Linked DNA regions of Mus musculus: all the other regions are linked to region 3. Evidence: chromatin loops called from intact Hi-C (ENCODE). Cell type or tissue: left cerebral cortex. All regions are shown on one strand.

Region 1 (5,000 bases), 420 kb after region 3:
GTCTAGAAGACAACATTTTACTGCATCCCTCCCATCCTCTGGCTCTTTACCTTGTGCCCACCTTTTCTTCCATGTTTCCTGAGCCTTGGGGCAGTGGGACTGGGGTTAGTGGATTGATACAGACTTCCCGGTTAGGGTTAAGTGCTCAAGAGTCATTTGTTCTCAGCCCCCTGATAGTTGTGAGTATTAACTGCTACTGCAGGGAGAGGCTTCTGTGGCCAAAGTCGTGGCACGACACTATAGGCATACAGATAAATATCTAGAAAGCATGTGTGTTTAGTGGAACAACCACATTTGATTCTGGAGAGTTGAGGGTGGATGTGATCAAGACACATGTTTGAAATTGTTAAAGAGTAAGTGAAAGCTATGCTGTAACTAAAACAGGAAGCCTTACCATCACCCCAGGGCGATGACCTCATCATCTCCTCCTGTAGATGAACAAGCTTGAAGGAACAAGCTTTAAGGACCAGTCCCAAGACCCCATAAGCCTTCTCTCCACCTCACAATGGGACTTTTGCAGGCAAAAGATCACTCCAGGGCATTGGGGGCAAGTCCAAAGCCACAGCTCAACCCTTGAAAGAAGAAAGATGCTCAAATACAGCCATGGGTTGATGTTGGTAGCGATGCCCTCTCTGCCTTTGCTTTCTTGGGCAAAATGTTTGTTGTAATGTGACACAAACTAACAAACCAGGTTATTTTGAGAGAGTACAATGGCCTAGCATTCTTCCTTGACATCATCCAGGAGTCTAAGACCATTAAGACTATAGGGGAACCTGGAGCCATCAGACCCCCTTCACTCCGAGGTGCTAAGGATCTGCCCCTCTGCAGAGCTAGCTGTATGCCTGCATAATGGCCCTGGGACCGTTTGGATTGTTTTCTGAAGTCGGAAGGTAAACTCTGACTAGGCTCTGGGCTTGCTGTCGCTGGAAGGAGTTTGCTGGAAGGGTTTAGATGCAGCCAGGCAGCTAGCTAGCTTATGCAGAGGGCAGCTGATCCTGCAACTCTTAAAACAGCTCCCTGCTAGAAAATAAGCCCCCAGAGCTTCCCCAAAGACAGTACGGGGGCTTCTGCTTGGTTCACATAAACACCACTGGGCCGTGAGGACTCAGAGGAGGGTCCCGAGATAGGAGGCGGAAGGCTTTGCCGATTAGCCCCTCTCAACAACTCAGCTATTTGCTCACCTCAGCATCTGCACCTCCGACTCTTCCCTTACCTGTCTGCTTATCTCTGAGCACTTTCCCTTCTTCCCTTGGCTGCTAGGAGCCTCTCTCCAGACCCAGCTCCTCTTAGGAGAGAAGGAAGCTAACAGAGCTTCCAAGGAGATGCCCAAGACACAGGAAGCAGAGCTAGAAGCTGAGGGGCTAGCGCCAGGCAGCATCCAGGGGACCCTTAGGAGTGAGAGCAAACAACTGAGGTCCCAATGGAACAATTTGGGAAGCCCTGGCCCTCCCATCCATCCATCCCGCCTCGGGGGCTTGCCTCTTCTGCAGCCCCCACCCGTGGGAGAGAAGAAAGCTGCTCAAGGGGGCACAGGGGCCGCTGTGGTGCTGAATAAAGGAAGCAGTCTCCTCCGCGCAGGCGTTCTCTGCTTGAATATGTGGCCTTATTTATGCCTGGCTAAAGATCATTAAAGCCTTTGCTGGGGTGGGGGTACGGGGGGGCTACAAGGAGAGTGGATTAATATTAGAACACCCTGTCACAGCTGGAGAAAAGGCGGGATTGATTTTATAGGGAGTTTAGTCAGAGCTGCGCGTGAAACCCCGCGGGTTGCGCTGGAGTGTATCCATCTCCTCCATTAGGAAGGCCCCATGGGAATCTTCAGCTGCAGTGTTTATGACTACGGAAGCGGCGTATCACAGAGAGTGAGCCGCCCTTATGCAGCTCCCTTTTAGCGACTGCCCATGCTCCTAGAGACCCTATCCTGGGGTTTCACACAGCTGTCTTTACCAGCCAGACTTCGTGGCTGGACCATGAAGGCACTGACACTGCAGAAGCGCTCATTTGGTCCCTAGTTCTGGCAGGGCAGCTCTAGAGAGCCCCCTGCTGGAAGACCTTGGTAAGCCCCATCTACTGTCTCCTTCCTAGAAGTTGCCAGAGCCTCTCAAACACTTAGATTTCTTCTCAGCCTCGCATAAAGTCTGAAGATTGCTCCAAGAAAGTGTGGTCCGTCTTCTTTTCAGAAAACATGACAAAGCTTGGAAAACTTGATTCTTCCAGAGTCTGCTTAAAAACTGGCTTAAGTGATCCTTTAAGAGTCAGATGCCTCTTATTAGCTGCTGACCCTTGAGCGAGTGTGGTGACTTCTCAAGGTTTTAGTTTCTTCGTCATCTCTGCCTTACACAGGCGTATTAAGAATTAAATGGTTATCGCAAGAAAGTTTCCAGTACAAGAGAACCACCCAGTGCTAGTGAGTGCTACTGTGTTATCAGGTGGCCATTCCAGTACATTCTAAATGGGACTCAATTTGCAAACATTTAGTTTAAACAAAGCCCCGTTGGGACACCTTCATTGTGGAAGGCATGGCGTACCAGTGGACACAAAATGTCTGTAGGGTCGTGTTCATCAGAGGGGACAAAGCTCAGAGACAACTGGGATAGCTCTGAACTTAGGTGTGCTCTGTGCACCTCATCTCCTGGCGTACGGACCCAGATATAACTGGCGGGATCTGAAGTGGTATGGGCAGAGTCTGGGTCAGCTCCCTCCCAGAGGGACATTGGTTGAACAGATGAGTGGCATAAAGGGTGTTGTTTAAGGAAGCTAACAATCATGGCTGAGAAGATGGCTAAGCCAGGAAATGCCCAGGGTTTCATCCCCGGGACCCATATAAAAAGCCTGGGATGGTGATAGGCGCTTGCCTCCTCATAGCTGGATAAGCAGAGAGAGCAGATCTCTGAAGCTTGCTAATCTGGCAGCCCAGCCGGATTGGTGAATCCCAGGACAAGTGAAAGACCTTGTGCCTAAAAACAAGGTGAATGGTGCCCGAGAAAGAATACGACTCTGAGCTGTCCTCTGTCCTTCATCTGCATGGACACAAACGTGTGTGCTCTTCTGAGCACACACACACACGCGCACACACACACACACACACACACACACACACACAAGCATGCACCCACACACATTACCCACCCACCCACATCCACATACAGAAAGAAGCCAAGAGTCTGAGCCAGAAGAGCTCACACCTCGCTTTGCAGAGCTTCCGTAGCTTGTTGGATGCATGCCCAACACAGTGCTCAGCAGTTCTGCTTTTTGGAACTTGATACTAAAACCCAGATTCTCTAGGAGCCAAATGACCTGGGTTCCAATCTTGATCTTCCTGCCATTCATTCCTTGGTTCCTTTGAAGAAGTTATGCCCTGTGCCTCAGTTTCCTGGTCTTTGAATGGGTGTAATAATGACACTGGTGTTAAAGGTAATAACAAGAGTGTTAAATGAGATGATATGCAAAGTGTCCATAGCAGGGCTTGGCAATTACAATCTTTACAGTGTCATTTGCATGACATTATTGTGACCAACCTATTGTGGCTTTTGACATACTGAGCACCCCTCCCTCAAACCCCGAGAATGGGGACTCAGAATCATTGTTTCCATGTCCCAAAGGGGCAGCCCAGGGATTGTGTACATAATGAGAACTTGGTACAAGAACTGTTGAATTGAGTAGGATAGGTTGCAGTTATATTGGAGCTGTTCTAAAATTGCCAAAGAACTGCAAAGTCCAAAATGGAAGTGAGAGCAAAGTCAGATGTCAGATAGGAGACTGCTAGGACTGAGAGTCAAGGTTAGGGATGGAGGTGGTGGTAGGGGTTTCCATATTTGGGGAGCATTAAATGCAGAATCAGAACCAACGAAAGAAAAGCAAGAAGAAGGTAGTGGAGTTGCCAAACCCCCCAAAAATAGGTCAGGGTTACTGTCCTTCTGATAGTGGCTGGATGTCCAGCATGAGGAGCATTGTGTAGGTAGTGGTGGGATGTTGTGTAGGTAGACTCCGAATGGAACCTCCTCTTTCTTGCACATACCCAGACATCTTGCACCTGTTAAGAGGTCCAAAGTTCTTGGAGGAAGGGAACTTCAAAAGGCTGCAGCAATCTCTGCTATGTGAGGATCAATAAAAACCAAATGCAAAAGGTCCCAGGGCTTTTGCGTCTTTAAAACAACAAACAGTACAAAAATATTTTACTGTTCTGTAAAGTATTTACATAATAACCAGAAGATTAAAGTGGAAATTAAAACAACTCAAGCCCCGCATCTAAGAGAGAATCATCGTTAATGTTTTGGTCTATAGCTTCGGCAGACTGAGGGGTTTCCAGACTCCCCTTTGTTTTCCTAAATGAACCTACCTCCTGAGCAACAAAAGAAGCCCTGATGGTTGGTTAGCAATTGTAGACTCAAAGTGAGGGCCCAATGCTGTCCCCACAGCCCCCCACCCACTCTAGCCAGACATCAACCTTTAAGCCCCTCTTACTAAGCCGGTAACGCTTTGGGCGTTTTGCATACAGATCTGTGCATGTGACTACACATGAAGGAAGTCAGCTCTGCAGGCTCCTCTGTTATCTGTTTTCCCCCCCTCCCTTTTACGACACAAAATGTCAAAGACATCTCTCCGAGTCAATAAGTATAGAACCACATTATCATTTTTAATGATTGCGTACTACTTCTCCCTTGTATGTCTCATGCTTTACTGGATTGCTCTCTTATTGATTGGCGTGTAAGTAAAATTTTGCTGTTACAAATAAGGCTTTCACAAACATTCTTGTACTTATACTGTTTCCTACTTAGGCAATTATTCCCATAGGGTAAATTCGAGAACTATTAAATGAGCAATCATGCACAGTTTATACTTTGATAGATAAAACTGTATAGGTTTTTACCTGCTAGCCATGCAAAGGGAGAATCGTCTACTTTGTCATCTGGGTGATAAGCGAGGTGCAATTTGTGAGCTTTAAAGAAAGATCAATGCTGATCAGATGTGTAAAACCATCTCATTCCTTATCTTGGATT
Region 2 (5,000 bases), 180 kb after region 3:
CTAGATGCATTTTGCATTATAATATGCCTATAAGCCCATGGAGGCTAGTGATTGACATGTGGAGGTTTGAATAAAAATGATTTTCATAGGCTCATAGGGAGTGGCATTATTAGGGGGCATGGCCTTGCTGGGGTAGGTATAGCTTTGTTGGAGGAAGCATGCCACTATGTGGGAAGGCTTTGAGGTCTCATATGCTCAATCTATGCCCAGTCGGGCTCACAGTCACTTCTGCTGCTTTTGGATCAAGATGTAGAACTCTCAGATCCTCCTATAGCACCATGTCTACGTGCATGCCACCGTGACAATAATGGACTAAACCTCAGAAACTGTGAGCCAGCCCCAGTGAAATGTTTTCCTTTATAAGGGTTGCTGTGGTCATGGTGTGACCTCACAGCAATAGAAACCTTAACTAAGACACCACCTTTGCACTGGACTAAATGGTATATTCTATAGTCCTGCAACCCAAACTTCTCCCATGAATCCCTAAGAACAAAAGCTGCACTGTCACTGATGTCATATGTAACTTGTAAAACTCTCATGGGACTAGGGGATGTCTCAGGCCTGATGTGTGGACCACAGGGGGATGTTACAAAAACACCTGATCCCATAGTCAGAGATGCTCAGACTGAAAACCAATGACAGAAGCTGCCAGCTCCCTGGCATAGATTCTTTCCCTAATACGTTGGAAGTTGGGATGTGAGACCTGCCCTCAATTTCTCCTTGCACATGCTTGTTCCTTCCTATGTTGGAACAATGCTGTAGTTAGATTTTCATAAGTAGTAGCTTCAAGGAGAACACAATGAAATACTCAGGATGCATCTTCCAGTCAAATTCTACTAGCAGTCCTTTTGTAACAGTTAGATGGCTTGCTCTCTTTCCTTGCTTTATTTGATCCTAGTCCTGCATGGCATCTGAGATAGCCTACTGCTTGAATGAAGAGAATGTTTGGAAGCTGCTGACAGATCTTGTTACACAGAGGTAATATCTCCGGTAAGCTGGAGATACAGCTCAGTTGGTAGGGTACCTGTCAGGGATGCACGAGGTCCTGGGTTTGATCCCCAGTACTACATAAGACTGGGCTTGGTAGTACATGTCTATATTTTCAGCAGGAGGATCGAAGTTTAAGGCCATCCTTTGTTACATAGCCCTAAATACAATACAGAAGACTTTATATCAAAATATAAATACATGACAAATTTAAAAAGTAATAGTAAGAAGAAAAGAAAACCAAATAAAATCAAGCAAACAAAACCTCTTCAGAGACACAGATGTGAAACCTAGTATCCACTTGGATGAGTGGGTAAGCTCTGCACCCAGCTAGTTCTTTGATCTATTTGATTTGGCTTGGTTTGATTCAAAGACACCCTAGGTGTATGCAGCAAATGCCAATTTCTTGGTATTTTCCTTCAGACACTCATGAGAATATTATCTCTGGAGTGTGGCATTCTCTCAACAGTTTTAAATGTCTGTATGCAGCCATCTGTCAAATGTCAAATGGTCACTCTTTGTCTGGATTGACAAAAACTCAAATAAATGTCTGATCAGAAAGACCCCACAACCTGTGATTGACACGCTGAGAGCAGAAACTCCAAATGATCCTAACTATGCATGTCAGAAGTTTTAGTCTCCCAGGCAAGAGCCTGACCACAAGAGTGGTCCTGGTACACAGGGTCTCTAGGAGCCCTTGACTGGAGCTAACTTTGGCACTAGACCCAAATGACCAGTCCAAAATAGAGTCCCTGGCACTGAAGTTCTAGCCACAGAGATGAAATCCAATTGATTATCTGGTTCCAGACAAACTAGGAAAGATTAAAGCTGGGTGATTATTAATCTCAACTCGTCCTACAGTGTAGTTAGAAGTCCTTATTGCTAACATCTGGTTCCTATGAGACAATTGTTCCCTCTTGAGCATATGTGGGAGGTATTTACTTCACCACAGATGATTTTTTATTTGAGGTTCTGTTGTTCTTAGAATCCAAGGTGACTGCAATCTTATAATGACCAAAGATCTCAGGTTGTATGGTGGTTTAAACAGGAATGGCCCCCATAATGTGAAAGTGTTTGGATGCTTAGCCCACCGGCAGTGGCACTATTAGGAGGTGTTCCCTGTTGGGGTAAGTGTGGCCTTGGGGGAGGAAGGTGGAGAAAGTGTGTCATTGTGGGGGTGGGCTTTGAGGTCTTCTATGCTCAAGCTGTGCCCAGTATAGCAGTTTCTTTTCAATGCCTATGGATCAAGATGTAGAACTCTCAGCTCCTTCTCTAGCACCATCTAGCTGCCATGATGATAATGGACTAAACCTCTGAAACTGTAAGCCAGCCCTAATTAGATGTTTTCCTTTATAAAAGTTGTCATGGTCATGGTGTCTCTTCATAGTAATGGAACCCTAACTGTGGAGAGCCATGCCGCAAGCAATCGCGTGCGTGCCGCCAGCAATCGCCATTAGCAATCACCATTATAAGATGGCGCCGGCCTCCGCTGTGCCTAACTAGTAAACAAGACTTGTACGCAGGTGTGAGAGTGAACTCACTCCTAGTCACTGCCTATTTTCGGGGCGTAATAGTGGGGTGATGGGCGAGCAACGAATCAGGAGCTGTCACGCCATATCAGGTGCTGAAACGTCATGCTGCGGGCTATATAAGCAGTGCCATTTTCCCGGTTCAGGGTCTTCCTGAAGAAGTAAGCAATAAAGCTTTTGCCGCAGAAGATTCCGGTTTGTTGCGTCTTTCTTGCCGGTCGAGTGGGACGCAATACCTAACTAAGCCAGGGTGCCTGTTAGGAATCAAGGATAGGAATTGGAAAGCCGACTCGGCTGCTTCAGTTACTCTTGCTTTTGTGCCTCCAGCCTAGATGGGCGTGGGACAGGTTTGACATCACCAGTGTTTGGACAGACCCTCCTTGAATAGTTAACAGCTGGATGCAGTGTTAAGGTGATGAGCTGAATCAGATAAGTAAGGAGTTAAAGCCAAGCTCTCACCATGTGTTGAGCTACTTTGGGGTCCCAGGTGGGGAATCACTTTCCAGTAGAGGTTACTACACACCTTTGGTGTTCTATGGTGTGATATAGTGGGATCTCATTATACTTTTAATTACACTTCAGTAATGACCATCTGATTGGGTGTTCACTTGCCTCTCACATACGTCCTTAATGAGGTGTCTTCAAATCTGCTCATTTGGAAAGGCAAGCCTGGTAGCACATGCCTTAGGAGGAGGAGACAGGAGGATCATGTGTCAAGGAGGGCCAGATTTCACAGCAAGTTCCAGGGTAGCTTTCTCTACAGAGTGATTCGCAGTCTCAAAAACAAAACAAATAACCACCACCAACAAACAAACAACAACAACAAAAACCAAGCAGTGAAACAAACAACAAGAAAAAAAACCCTTGCCGGGCATGGTGGTGCACGCCTTTAATTCCAGCACTCGGGAGGCAGAGACAGGCAGATTTCCGAGTTCGAGGCCAGCCTGGTCTACAAAGTGAGTTCCAGGACAGCCAGGGCTATACAGAGAAACCCTGTCTCAGAAAAAAACAACAACAACAAGAGAGAGAGAGAGAGAGAGAGAGAGAGAGAGAGAGAGAGAGAGAGAGAGAGAGAGAAGAAAAAAGAGAAAAGAGAAAAGAGAAAAGAGAAAAGAGAAAAAAACTCCTTTTGCTTATTTGAAAATAAACTCTGTTGTTTATTATGTTTTTAAAGCTTTTAATTCAGCTTGGATCAAAAGTCTTTACTGTTATCTTCTGTGATTTTTCTCAGTATTCAGTGGTAGTTTTTCTTTGAAAATGTATTTTAAATTATTTTTATATTACTTCATTAATTTTACTTCATTAGCTTTTTAAGGGTGCTGTTAGGGGCAGTTGTGAGCCCCCTGATATGGGCGCCGGGAACGAGTTTGGAGCCTCTGCAAGGGCACTCTGTGCTCCTCATGGTGGAGCCGTCTCTCTGGCTCTAACCCTCTGGACCCCACCGGTATCTGTCTCAGTGTCTGTTCTTCGTCTTTAATTTCGTTAGAATGGGTCTTCTGTCTCTTCCTTTTGACTAGTTTGGCTACAGGTTTATCCCTGGTGTTACCATCTTCAAGAACCATCTCTGTCTCATCAATTCTCCGTATTGTTCATTTAGTCTGATCCGTAGTCTTTCTTTCTATCTACTGATTTTTGAATTTGTTTTTGTCAGTCAGTGAGACATATTCTTAAGTTACTTATTCGAGGTCCATCTGGTTTTTAATACAAGAACTCATGGCCATTAACTTTCCTCTTAGAATCGCCTTTCCTACATCCAAAAGTTTTGGATAAGTTGTGGTTTCATTTCATTTAATTCTAGGAATTAACCCCCCCCCCCCCCGATTTCTTCAGTGGCCTACTGGTCGCCCGTGAGTCTGTGGATAAATCTCGGTGTATCTGCACAGCTTCTGTGTTTCTCTCGTTACTTAGCTCCACCTTTATTCTGTTGTGTTCTAACAAGATAAAATAAATGATTTTGACTTTTTAAATGTTTGTTAAGATTTGCTTTCTAGCCTAAAATGTGGTCTATTTTAGAGAAAACTCCAGTGTTCCTAATAAGATTAGAGCATTCTGAGGCTTCTCATTGATTTTTTTTAAAATAAATGATCTATCTATTAATGAGGGTGAGATATTGAAGTACTTATTATAATGTATCTGAACCTATCTCTTTATTTATGACCAATGATGTTTGTTTTATGAAACTGAGTGCAGCAACACCTGGGGGCACATATATTTATAACAGATGTATCTTATCGGTGTGTATTGTCTTACTTTTTGGATGATGCTTCTGCCCCACCCCCATGTCCCCACCCTACCCTACATGTAGCATCTTCTGTTTCTCCACACTTTTCAGCTGTTTGATTACTTCCTTTGTAATTTACAATGTTCTTCCAGTCTTTCTCATGGGAAAAGAATCTGTCATTTACTGCATCACACAGAGGCAGCGTTGAGTCCACTGCCTTACCCTAGTGGCTTCAAAAACGTCTTCTAAAGAGCTGAAGTCTT
Region 3 (5,000 bases):
CACAGGGCTTTTGGACTCCTTGACAGATAGCATTTGGTAATATCTGTAACAAAAAGCTTCTTCTAGGAACCTTTTGAGGGACTTTTCCAGACAAATTATTAATATTTTTCGTTCAGGAATTATTTAGCTATTCCCTCTGCTGAAAAAAAAATCACTTTTCTTTTAGTCATTGATGTCTGTACTTAGACACAGTAGGTGGATTCCGTTGTTCAGTGTGGTCATTACAGCTTAATGCAGCCGTTCTCAACCTGCAGGTCGCAACCCCTTCAGCGAACCTCTATCTCCAAAAATATTTACATTATGGTTCATAACAGAAGCAAAATTACAGCTATGAAGTAGCAACAAGAATAATTTTTATGGCTGGGGGTCACCTCAACACGAGGAACTGTATTAAAGGGTTGCAGTGTTAGGAAAAGTGAGAACCATTGGCTTAATGCATCTTTATGTTTCTAGAGTAACAGAGATGTTCCAGAGGTCTCTAAAAATGAGACCTTGTACTCATTTGGGCCTCCTTGCCCTCTTGCTTTGGCTTTACTATTTCTAGAGTTTTCTCTCTGTGTGTCTCTAGATTAAACACCTGGGAGACTGAGCTGTTACGATGGCATTCAAGGTCTCCTGGAGACAGGGACAAGGGGACTTCAGGATATGTTTCTCGCCCATCCAGGCCTGATGACCCCAGTGAGTCCCTTCTGGTTGCTAGAGCGGGATCTGCCTAGCTTCTGTCCCATTCTCAGGTGGAGACAAGGAACCAGAACCAGGGGTTGGCATAGCTCAGAAAACTGGACAGAGAGGAGGGTGGTCCATGCTGTTTTGTTGATCTCAGTTCCCTTACAAGTACCCGATCACACATCTGCACTGCATCAGCTCTGGGCCATCCCTCAACCCCTCATGCTACCTGCCTTCTCATCATAGTGGTCATTTCTCTTTCCTTTCCTTTCTTTTTCCTTTCCTCCCCGCCTCTCTCTTTCTTCAGGGTTTCGTGTAGCCCAGGCTGGCCTTGACCTTACTATGTAGTCAAGGATGACCTCAAACTTCTGATACCCTCTCCTCCACCTCCCAAGTGCTGGGATTGCAGGGGTGTGCCGCCATGTCTGGTTATGCAATGCTTGGGGTTGAACCCTGTGCATGCTGGGTGAGCACGTCTCCAGCTTATAGCACTGCCCTTTAAAAAGGGATGCGGGCCTCACACTCTCCAGGGAGCACTCCCCAAGTCATTCATTCACTTATACAACATGTGTTCACGGACAAGTTTCCTGCGTGCGACCACAGACACTGAGACCACCTTAGCACATAGGACTGTGAACTTCCTGCAACACTTAATGTGGGAGACAGATTGCAAGCAGAAAACCAGGTGCTGTGGGTGACAGTTCCAGTCAGAGTCAGGGAGAACCCTGCTGTTCTTTCAAGAGAGGCCCCTTCTTCATGGGAAGTTCTAGTTCATTTTGGCCACCAGCTACTGCTGCCACGTTGGAGATGTCTCTGAGCCAATTCTCCTCATCTGGGCAAGAACGCGTCCCTTTCTATTCTAAGATGATTATGTCTCCATTTAAAAGCAAATTTGCCTTCAGACAGATTTACAAACAGAAATTATATTTCCAGATGGGCATTGTAGAAATGTAGGGAATTTTAATTAAGCTTAAAGAAAAGCAAGAGGTAGGGGAAGAGATGGCTCAGTCAGTAAAGTGCAAGCCTGAGGACGCGAGTTCAGATCTCCACACCCACACAAAAGCCAGCTACAGGAGTACAGTCATAAGGAAGTGGAGACAGGAGGATTGCTGGGACTCAATGGCTGCCCAGTCTAGCTAAGCATAACAACTCCAGAGTTAGTGAGAGACAATGTCTCAGAAAAGCAAAGTGGAGAGTGATTAAAGAAGTCTTCAGATTTGACCTCTGACCTGTACACACATGTACACAGACACATGTACATACACATACATATACACATGTACACATATCTACACATATACATATAAATACACATTCAGAGACACACATATGCACACAAAGTGTCCACATATGTACACACATGTACACACATATACATGTATACACACATAATGCACATACTTCACACACTACATGCATACCATGTACACATGCCACATACACATGTAATACACATACACAACACACACCAAACACACACATTAAACACACCATACACATTCTCATAAACACACATATGTACATACACACATTCACACATACACATGTACACACATATTTATACATACAACACACAATACATACCATACACACACACACACAAATATCACACACAAAATACACATATAACAAACAACACATACTATACAAACCACACATACACACACATACCACACACATCACACACACACACACACACACACACACACACACACACACACACCCATCACTCCCACGTCCACTTTTCAGGGGCAGCACGGGCCTGAGCTGGTAAAAGCCTGTGATTCCCTCTCGACTCACCTTCCTGTCTCTGCCCTGTGCTTGGCTCACTGCCCACCCAGGGAACCTCAGAACCCTGGAACTTTGGGACCATGCCATCTCCAAAGGCCAAGGGGCCCTCTGTGGGTCCTTGCGCGCGACTGGTGTCTTAGGGATGCCTTCTGTGACCACTGAGTGTCCCTCTCCCGGGGGAACTCATAGGACAGGTGCACCGGGAAGAAGGCAGGCTGCAGGTACCTGGTAGGACCCTAGGACCGGCGCTGGGACCCGGCTGCCCCGCCTGGCAGCTGGGAAGCAATTCCGTGAGGGGCCGATAGATGGCGGCACTACACCGCTCCCAGCCCGCACTGCAGACACCGGCAGGACCAGGGCCGGCAGGTGGACAGGTGTGTGTGCTGGGCCCAGGAAGGGTTTGCCCTTTTTTATTCAAAGCTCTGGAGGTGGGCGCTATGGCTTTGGCCTGGTTCCATTGAACATGTGGCTCTTGAGGCCGCCATACAGAGCGACAGGTAAAATCGCTGCACACTGACAAGAGTTCAGCCCAGACTGGAGTTCCCACACTGCCCCCTAAACCTCCAGGGTTATTTGCTGTATCAGAGCAGAGCAAAGCAGGAGCGGGCCCAGAGACCCTAGCTAATCCTGTGGGGGAAGGACAGAGGCAGAAGGGACAGAGAAGGCTATGACACGTGGCTCCGTTCTCTCTGCCTACCTGCCAGGTCTAGCTCTACCACTTACTGGCTGGGTTACCTTTGGGTAAATTACTCAGCCTCTCTGAGTTTTCCCATCTCTAAACAGAGAGCAATGACGATAATGGCAGGTTTGATTGTTTCTCTTTTAATGATAGCCCTGAGCCCACCTCCTTGGACTAAGCCAAGAAGAAGTATTTCTTAGTTCTTACTTCTCAGCATTCCCTGGCTCTCATCATCTGCATGTTTGCCGTTTGTTTTAGACAGAGTCATGTAGACCAGACTAGTTTTGAACGCACTTGTAACCAAAGATGACCTTGAACCCTTTCTTCCTGTCTCTATCCACGCCCACCGCCCCGCCCCGCCCTGCCCCTGCCTTGCAACTGCTAAGATTATAGGTGTGCTGGAATCATACCCAGAGGTGCTGGGATTATACCTAGGGTCTCATGCATTCTAGGCATGCGCTCTATCGTCTCAGCCCCAGCCCTAGCCCCCGCCACAGCCTTTTTCTGAGGGTGGGGGTGGGTGAGGCGGGGCTGGTGTAGGCACACACTCCAGTGAGGCATCCACTCTTATTAATGAACAAAGTGGGGCTGCGGAGATGAAACACATCACTTACGGGCCACACTGTCACAGGCTGGGATCCAAACAGGTGTCCAACCCTGGACAGCAGGCACCTGTCAGGCCCCCTGCTTGCTTTTGTTTAGCTGCTTGAGCCCTTCCCTGTGGCTCCCACCCCAGCGGCACTGTCTGGGTGATTTGGGTGCTTTGGTGATGTTGTTTGGCTTCTGAGCATGTGGGGCAAAGGGCAGGCCAGCCTCAGCTGCCCTGGGGTGGGTGTCCTCCGCACTGGGCAGGAGAGGAAGGAGGCTGATGTCAACTCCAATGGTGGCCCCTCCCCTCCAGGGCTGACTTGTTAGGCCAAAGGCGCTGGCACCCTAACAGCGCCTGTCAGACGCCAATGAGTTGATGAGGTAGAAACTGGTTATTAAGTGTAATAACAGTGGTTTGGTTTTTCCGCGGTTCTGCCCATAAGTGCCTAAGTGACAGCTGGCTTGTGCCACCATGCTGCCTTTTAAGTGGCCCGAAGATGGGGCATTGGGAGCAGGTGGAACTCTTCTAAGGGAGCCTGGAGGGGCATCTGAGCTTCTTCTGGGGGGCTTTTCTGGTCTCAGTGGGACAGCAAGTCTGACTCTCGAGACCTGGTCAAGACTGGATGAAATGTGGGGATTTGGAACTTAAAACTATGCTACAATGTGTCCCAAGACCTTCTAAGGCCCACTTTGCCCTGTAGCCTGTTCCCAGGGCTTAGGTGGGAACTCTAGAAATTTGGGGGTGGGGTGGGGGAGACCTGTACTTTTTGGGTTCCATTGTTTGTGATCCCAGGGCTACTTTTTAAGGAAATCCCCACTCCCCCCACCCCCCGGCTTCTCCATACAGAGCTAAATTTATCTGGTTCATTAAGAATATAACATTGTTGCATCACAGGTAGAGACATATTGTCAGATGATGAAATGTGTTATACACAGTAGACTCTTAGAGGACCCTGTCATCTGCCACCGTGGCAGTGAGCCTGGAAGACAGTAGACTGAACTAAGTCCCAAGACAAGGGCTGCATGATTTCAGCAGTGTGTGTTTGTGTGCATGTGTACACACATGTGTATGCATCCATATCCATTTCCATGTGTGTGTGTGTGTGTGCATGAGTGTGTGCACTCAAGCGTATGTGACCTTGGAGATGGAACCCAGAGCCTCGCCCTCTACACTCCTGCTTTCCATGAGATGCTTAAAAAGTCAAACTAACAGAAGCCGAGAGTGCTCTTGGTGGTATCAGGGTTGGAGCAAGTTACCAGGGGTTGAGGGGGAGGG

The links. Peaks named below come from ENCODE experiments on the same cell type or tissue, not always from the same donor. Only the 100,000 strongest peaks of a DNase experiment are listed, where the experiment ranks them.
Region 1: a loop joins it to region 3, with 4 times the contacts of the local background. A loop is called at or near these places in 7 of 42 quality-filtered maps.
Region 2: it touches region 3 in a loop (2.1-fold over the local background); 3 of 42 quality-filtered maps call a loop at or near these places.

The regions. Positions count from the first base shown.
Region 1 is chr9:46,813,131-46,818,130 of GRCm38, forward strand. No RefSeq gene overlaps it. Among named protein-coding and RNA genes, the nearest start is that of Gm31614, 15 kb to the right of the region's middle. In left cerebral cortex, a CTCF peak has its summit at 2,043 (motif pointing left); DNase peaks (open chromatin) are centred at 2,027 and 3,191; H3K27ac peaks cover 293 bases.
Region 2 is chr9:46,572,979-46,577,978 of GRCm38, forward strand. No RefSeq gene overlaps it. Among named protein-coding and RNA genes, the nearest start is that of Gm22659, 13 kb to the left of the region's middle. In left cerebral cortex, a CTCF peak has its summit at 2,277; no DNase peak of the experiment used is centred here.
Region 3 is chr9:46,390,329-46,395,328 of GRCm38, forward strand. All of the region lies in intron 1 of Gm31432 (a long non-coding RNA gene), which reads left to right. Among named protein-coding and RNA genes, the nearest start is that of Gm31432, 3.4 kb to the left of the region's middle. In left cerebral cortex, a CTCF peak has its summit at 2,752 (motif pointing right); a DNase peak (open chromatin) is centred at 2,775; H3K4me3 peaks cover 650 bases; H3K27ac peaks cover 464 bases.